3 separate regions of the Homo sapiens genome follow, and regions 1 and 2 are each linked to region 3. Evidence: chromatin loops called from intact Hi-C (ENCODE). Cell type or tissue: mammary epithelial cell. All regions are shown on one strand.

The links. Hi-C counts contacts between places; a loop is a spot of excess contacts. Peaks named below come from ENCODE experiments on the same cell type or tissue, not always from the same donor. Only the 100,000 strongest peaks of a DNase experiment are listed, where the experiment ranks them.
Region 1: a loop joins it to region 3, with 9 times the contacts of the local background. A loop is called at or near these places in 3 of 110 quality-filtered maps.
Region 2: a loop joins it to region 3, with 3 times the contacts of the local background. A loop is called at or near these places in 2 of 110 quality-filtered maps.

The regions. Positions count from the first base shown.
Region 1 is chr21:35,216,703-35,219,202 of GRCh38, forward strand. All of the region lies in intron 1 of LOC124905015 (a long non-coding RNA gene), which reads right to left. Among named protein-coding and RNA genes, the nearest start is that of RUNX1, 170 kb to the left of the region's middle. RefSeq lists an enhancer at 400-1,599. In mammary epithelial cell, no CTCF peak of the experiment used is centred here; a DNase peak (open chromatin) is centred at 1,069; H3K27ac peaks cover 2,343 bases.
Region 2 is chr21:35,085,240-35,087,739 of GRCh38, forward strand. No RefSeq gene overlaps it. Among named protein-coding and RNA genes, the nearest start is that of RUNX1, 37 kb to the left of the region's middle. In mammary epithelial cell, no CTCF peak of the experiment used is centred here; a DNase peak (open chromatin) is centred at 1,342; H3K27ac peaks cover 2,225 bases.
Region 3 is chr21:35,137,183-35,139,682 of GRCh38, forward strand. No RefSeq gene overlaps it. Among named protein-coding and RNA genes, the nearest start is that of RUNX1, 89 kb to the left of the region's middle. In mammary epithelial cell, a CTCF peak has its summit at 1,554 (motif pointing right); a DNase peak (open chromatin) is centred at 1,689; H3K27ac peaks cover 2,500 bases.

The DNA.
Region 1 (2,500 bases), 80 kb after region 3:
CAAGCCATTTACCTGCCTCAGCGTCCCGAGTAGCTAGGATTACAGGCGTGCACCACCACGCCCTGCTAATTTTTATATTTTTTAGTAGAGATGGAGTTCCGCCATCTTTCCCAGGCTAGTCTTGAACTCCTGACCTCAGGTGATCCACTTGCCTTGGCGTCCCAAAGCGCTGGAATTACAGGGGTGAGCCACCATGCCTGGCCAGTAGCAAATTTTGAGAGAAGGAAATTAAATAAAAGTGCATTCATTTTCTTTTAAGCAAAATCTCTAATGAGCTAGTGTAGGCTACATGAAAAGCTGCTTCTTGGCATTCAAAATGTTTAGAGACCAATGTCCTTACACCATGGATGTGCAGTCAAATGAAAGCTTCCTAGTATTCAAGTAAGTGCCTGCAGTTCTAAGCCAAGCTCTTGCACTTACTGCTGGAAGAAAGGCGGATAGAAGAGGCTAATGTTACAAGCTGTTCTTCTCAAGGCTATTAACCTGTCTCCACCTTCTTCCTTGGACACAGAGCCTTTTGATGCAAAGCTGCAAGGAGCTGTGCATTCTTAAATAAACATTTTCCAGTTCAAAGAGCCAGTCCTATGCTTCAATTTAAAGTGAGATTGAAAGAGTTATTTGCTTTCTTGTCCCTTTAGCATAGACAAGCACAGCAAGAGCCCTCATGGGTTCCCTTGTTCAACAGTAACTTCTTTCCAAAGATGAATTAGCCAGGCATAGAGTTTGACTTTCTCAAAGCCACTAATGTAAGGTAATCCTTGGAATGAGACAGGATGACTCCACCGACTCAGGAGGAGTAAAATATTGTCCTTCTTAAGTGAGCACATTGAAATGGCCTACCTATGAACACAGAGCCCTCTAATAGCAAATACAGTAATGCATCAGTAAGCATTATGGGTCTGCAAGATAGCAGTGACTTACACAATAATAGCCCTGCACACTAGAGTGTCCAGAGCAAACAATGCCCTGAGGCACAAGTGCAGGTGGGATGAGGTATGCCAGGGCAGTAACCTACTTACCTGGGCCAATGATGGCAACTGAGAGAAAGAATGTGAGGTCTTCTTTCAGAGTCACTGAAACCTGTGACTCAAACTCTCTGACATACCAGAGGAGGGTGCGAGGTGCTAAAACAGGTCACAAGGCTTGAAGTAGCTGATGCAAACTGACTCAGGGAAGAGAAATGTGTTCAAAAACAGCATGGGGTAGATTGGAATGTCCCAGCCCTAATCTAAGAGACATGTGTCTTTGTAGGGATGACAGACTCTGCCTCAACACATTTTGAATTATCCAGAGCACTGATATTTGCAGACACACTTTGGTTCTGTAATAATGAATAAAGGCAAATTGGTCATTCAAGAGGTATTTGTTGAATATCTTTCATTTTATAGCATTGTTCAGGGACTTGTGAACGCCACAAACATGTGCAAGGACATAGTCTCTTCTCTCATGTTACTTAAAAGGTCTACTCTCTATTTTCAAAGATAATCAGTGGATAGATACATAGATAGATATTGGTAAGAATATTTTCAAAAAATTGCCTAGAATTCTAGAACTTGCCTAAGGTCTCTTGGCATCAATTGTCATAGTCCTCTGCTTTTCAAGGAGACGCTAGACAAATTTCTATGTACCATAGAAAAACTTTTCTGTGGGTAGGGAAGAGCCATCAATCAAGAACTAAATGTATAAAATAGCAAAATAGGGTTTTGAATGCTAGCTTCACCCCTGTGTTATTGTGGGCAGGTTTCTTAACCACTAGAGGCTCAGGTTGTGAGGTTTTTATCCTCAGAATAATATTTTTATAATTTCCTTCTAAGGGTTGGGTGAGGGTTCCATTTACGAATGACTGACCCATTGTAGACACTCTGTCAATGCTAGTTCTTTTCTTTATTCTTACATTTTAACCCACTGGATTCACATACAATGAGTTTACTTAAATCGGAGATCTGACAGTGCCAACTGTGAAATTCTGTGCAAGATGGTTAGACTTCTCTGGCAATATGGTACCAAAGGAATCCTAAAGCCATCCCCCTTCAAAGTATACAAAAATACTGGATAAAATGTTGAATGCTTTCTAAGAGCACGGCTTAAGGAAATGGTCAGAAACAAAGAAGCTGAGCAGGAGCACAAATCCAGATAGGTGACTGGTAAATCTGGCAGCAGCCTAAAGCTGTCTGGCTACTGTTGTAAACTAGAGCTTTGGATTTATTTTATTGGTGAACCGACAGGTTAGGTGACTTCACATAAAACTAGGGTCTTCGAAGATCAGCACCCTTAGGGAAAGGATGAACCAAAATATATTTTCCCACAAATACAAATGTCCAGAAAGTGTATCCAGTACAGGTATCAGTTTTGATTCTGGGAAAAGGGGAAAGAAGTATTCTTTGAGAATTTGTTACCCTCCTTCACACAGGTTTGTAGTCCAATTCACAGTATGCATTGTGGTCTGAAAAACATCAAGCCAAGATTTCACATTCTGGTGCCAGATTGGTGGTGGTTCCTG
Region 2 (2,500 bases), 52 kb before region 3:
CCTTGTTTAATTTTATCAATAAAATGGGATTCTATATATTTCTTGCAATCTTTAATGTATGAATCAGGATAAGCTGTGTTATGATGCAGTAACAAGCAACCTCATGATTTCAATGATTTAAAACAAGGTTAATTTATTGCCCATGCTATTTATCTCCTGAGGCTTAGGAAGGAATTCTGTTCCATGTTGTTCTCATTTTCACCCTAAAATGCAGGACAGTTTAGACCAGTAATGGTCACAGTGGCAGAAGAAAATAACTCTGGGGGTCTCAATGGGGGGCTGATATAGTTTGGATTTGTGTCCCCACCCAAATCTCATGTTGAAATGTAATCCCCAATGCTAGAGGTGGGGGCTGGGTGGGAGGTGATTGGGTCATGGGGGTGGTTTCTCATGAGTGGTTTAGTACCAGTACTATTGTTGCGAGTGAGTTCTCATGAGCTCTGGGTTGTTTAAAAGTGTGTAGTACCTCCCCCCTCTATCTTTCTCCTGCTCTGGCTGTAAGACACACCTGCTGCCCCTCTGCCTTTCACCAAGATTGTAAGTTTCCTGAGGCCTCCCCAGAAGCAGAAGCTGTTATGCTTCCTGTACAGCTTGCAGAACCATGAGCCAATTAAACCTCTTTTCTTTATCAATTACCAAGTCTCAGGTATTTCTTTATAGCAATGAGATAACTGCTAATACAGGCACTTTACTTATACTCACAATGCATTGGCCAGAGCAAGTTGTATCCCACCACAGAGGAGCCAGGATGGGGAATCCTCTAGAAGGTGGAAGTGCCAGAAGAAGGAAGAACCAGAATATCTGGAAACCAGCACTAAGGACTACCATATATATGATAATTTAAGAATTTATAGTCCAATATATGGAAAAACTTTAAAAACAGAAAACATTTTGTGCCTGAAATATTATCAGTGGCATGAAATTCTATGGGGAAATTTGATAATTCTGAGATTTTTTTTCACATTCCTTCTTTCAGGCTATGTTAAAGGGGCAAAAAAGGATATTTACTAGAAAGGTTATTATGAGTCCTTTATTTTTTGCTTTTTCAATCTATCAGACACTGCTTCAGCTAACAGCTCTGAAGGACCAGCCAGAGGTGGACAAAACCTGCTATCAATAACAAAACGAAAAGCTGAGTAGAGTATGCACACATACACACACACACACACACACACACACACACACAATCTGAGTAAAGACTCACTAAAATGGACTAGATTTGAGGGTTCAGTATCTTAAAGAGAAAGCCTGCTCATTGAGGGAAAGAGAAACCTGCCATTCTATGCTGATTTTCCCCTAAGGCTTTTTCCTGTCCATATCCTGGGCAAAGAGGCTGAGCAAGTGAGTCAGGAATAACTCAGTGGCAAAGAGGAAGAGACTCTGAGCAGAGCTTTTGTGAGTCTCGTGGCCCCAGGGAGACAAAAATTGATGTTCAGCCCTGCTAAGGCAACCAGGACTTGAGGGGCCAAAATTCCAAAGGAAAGGGAAGCAGAGAGAAATGAGACCAACACCCTGAGCTGCTTTTCTCGTAAAGTTTTTGGTTGATTATTAAATTGTTCCTGCTGAAAGGTAGATAAACTGAGTAGAAATCAGTTGCTAAGAGGCCAAAAACTTGATGCAGAATTCTTGGATATCTCATGATACTGCAGTGAAAAAAATGTGGTTCAAAGCCTGCCAAAGGAGAAGAGCCTAGTTATTAACCCAGCTGAAACCCGTGAAGTACAGTCAGACCTCCCTAATGGTGGGTTCTGCGTCTATGGATTAAACCAATTTAGGACTGAAAATACTCAGGGGAGAAAAAAAGGTGGTTGTTTGTATTGCATATGTACTGACCTTTTTTTCTTGTCATTATTTCCTAAACAATAGGCTATAACAACTAACTACATAGCATTTACATTGCATTAGAATTTATAAGTAATCTAGAGATGATTATATATATAAGAGGATATGTGTGGGTTATATGAAAACACTATACCATTTTACAAAAGGGACCTGAGCATCTGTGGATTTTGGTATTTGCTTGGGGCCCTAGAACCAATTCTCCGTGGTTACTAAGGGCTGATTGTACTATATTTCAGGAATAAGGGCAAGCCAGAAATTAGATAAAGCCTTGTAAGACTAAAATCCAATTTGAAACCAGCTCAATTTCTGATTGGATTAAGGGATCTGCCTCAAGAAGACAAAGAAAATCCTTTTTGAAATTACATAAAATAATTCAGAAATTTTACATGATTTTTCATAGTGTTTAGGATTTAATAAACAGTACCAGGCATATCAACAAACAAAACCAAGAAAGAAGAAAAAAAATGAAAATTACAATATCTGATTTAACCGTGTCACATATGTGATTACTAGGGGATCACACAGCTGGAGAGCAGATTTGTTGTTTAGAATGTAGGCCAGTAAAAAATTTTCAAGCTGAGGCAGAGAGGAAAGACTTCTATGCAACAAACTATGAAATGCTTTTGTGGGAAAGTAAAAAGAACATAAAAAAGAAAAA
Region 3 (2,500 bases):
AGGTCATGTGGTCTCAGCTTGGTCTGAGGGGCTGGGAACTGAGCCCAGTTACCTGGGCAGCCAGCCATGCCTAGGTGGTGATAAGACCCCAGCGGAGCCCCTGGATGCAAAGGCTCGGGTGGGTTTCCCTGCGTGGTGTGTTGTTGCACAGCATGCTGGAAAAGTGATGCTGTTGTTATTCACAGGGAGAGGACGATGGAAGCCCTGCCTTTGGTACTCTCTGGGTTCCGCTCTATGTGCTTCTTTCCTTAGCTGATGTTAGCTGCATTCTTCCCGGTAATAAACTGCAATCACCAGTGAATAGCTTTAGTGAGTCCTGTGCTCCTTCTAGTGACTTATTGACACTGAGTGTGTTTTTGAGAGCCCCCTGAACTTGAAATTGATGTCAGAAGTGAAGGTGGTTTTGTAGACACTGTGGCTCTAACTTTGCAGTTGGATAGAGGTGGCAGGAGTTCACCTGTATTTTTTTTTCCCCTAAAGTAGGGTCTAATTCACCCCCATCAAGAGGTGTATTCTAGAATTTGCACACGGACCCCTTTCTTTCTCATTTCTGTGCTTTTTAACAGAACCACTAACTCTTATACCCTCTCGGCCATACATTATCCACTCACATTATTTTCATTTGAATCACATACTCACGTTAGTAATTCCTTCTTACTTGTAGCTGATGAAGTTTGTTTGTTTATTTATTTATTTATTTATTTATTTATTTTAGGTTCTATTAACATTGACATACCAGGCCCCCAATACATGTGAGTTCTCATCTCTATTAGTTTTCTGGAGCTGCCATAACAAAGTACCACAAATTGGGTGACTTAAAATAACAGAAATTTATTGTCTCACAGTTCTGGAGGCTAGAAGTCAGAAATCAAGGTGTCGGAGGGCCATGCTCCCTCTGAAAACTGTAAAAGAGGCTTCTTCCTCATCTCTCTCATAGCTTCTGGTGGTTGCCAGTAGCAGTACTGGGCACTCCTTGACTTGTAGATGTATTATTCGAATTCTCTGTCTGCACATGGCCCTCTCCCTGTCTGCACAAGGCATTTTGTTTTTTTAAATAAGGACAACTATCACATTGGATTAGAGACCCACCTTACTCCAATGTGACTTCATCTTAACTCATTACACCTGCAATGGCCCTATTTCCAAATAAGGATACTTTCCATGAAACTGGGGGTTAGGACTTCTATACACATACACAGATGTGTGTGTGTGTGTGTGTGTGTGTGTGTGTGTATAGGAGGACATAATTGAGCCCATAACCCCATCCATTTCCCCTCATGAAAGATAAAGCTAAGTATGTGAGCTCCTGCGCCTCAGTTCCTTCCTCTGTGAAATGGGAAAGATTATATCACCACTTCCCATCCTGGGAAAGGATGAGAAGAGATACAGCCTCTACATGCACAGCACTGGGCACACAGTGCAGAAATAAGAGCTCATTGTCTCTGGGAGGACTGTTTCTAAGTAGGGTGTTTTCTAATGCATTTAAGTTCATTAAAAGCCAAGGTGTGCAACGACACTCCCCTCACCTGTGCTTTCTCGTCCTTCTGCCACCAGGTGCCAGGGGAGCCAAGAAGAGCAAAACCAAGGAGGCATTGTTTCCTCCAGAGCCTCATTCATCAACTCGCTCTGAACAGTTAGCACGCTCAGACAGTCATCTTCTGCACCTTGCCTTTCCCTGTGTCTTGACTGAGGGCTTATCTGAGAGCCTTTTGTTCAGGCTCATAATTATTCAGTGACTCAGGAGCCCACAAGCATTACCCACGGAGCCAGACAAGACCAGCAAGCTCTGAGGACCACCTGTTCCAAGTCATTTCCTGTGTGGGCGGCAACTTCACAGGGCTGAAAATACGAGTTACGGTAAAAATGTCTTCAACCCTGGCGCGCTGGATTGTTGAAACTCGATGGAATCTTGCTTGATTATGTTCAGGCCAGACACATTTCATTATCATTCTTTGCATATATATTAAAAACTCTAACCCCTTTACAAACAAATGTTCTCAAGGGGCAGACAGCACACCCTTGCCTCATGACATTGCTCTAATAGAGAAAACACCCCAGTGTTTCACCCATTAGGTCAGATCCACGAACACAGAGTGCAGTTGGGAAGGATGTGGGCAGTAATGAAGGTGGTGCTTTTTGCTCCTGTGGGTGCTATGGACAGGTGAGGGTTCAAGGATATTAACAACAAATTTTAAGCCATACCTTACACTACATTGGAGCTTAATCAAATTCTCTGTTCACAGTATGCCTAAATTGGCCAATGGAACGGAAAAAAAAAAAAAAAGCAACCCACCCCCAAGAGTTATTTATGTCATGTAGACAAAACCTGGGTTCGTTGACTGATTATTTCCACTCTCTAGTGATGGTCGTTGCATTTTCACTCTGAGTTGAATTGCTGCATTTTTCCATAAATATATCTGCTCCTCTGGAAGAAGCTTTGTTGCTTAGCCTTATTGCCCTTCACGTCTGCCTTTCTGACCTCATAGACTGTCAAGTTCTT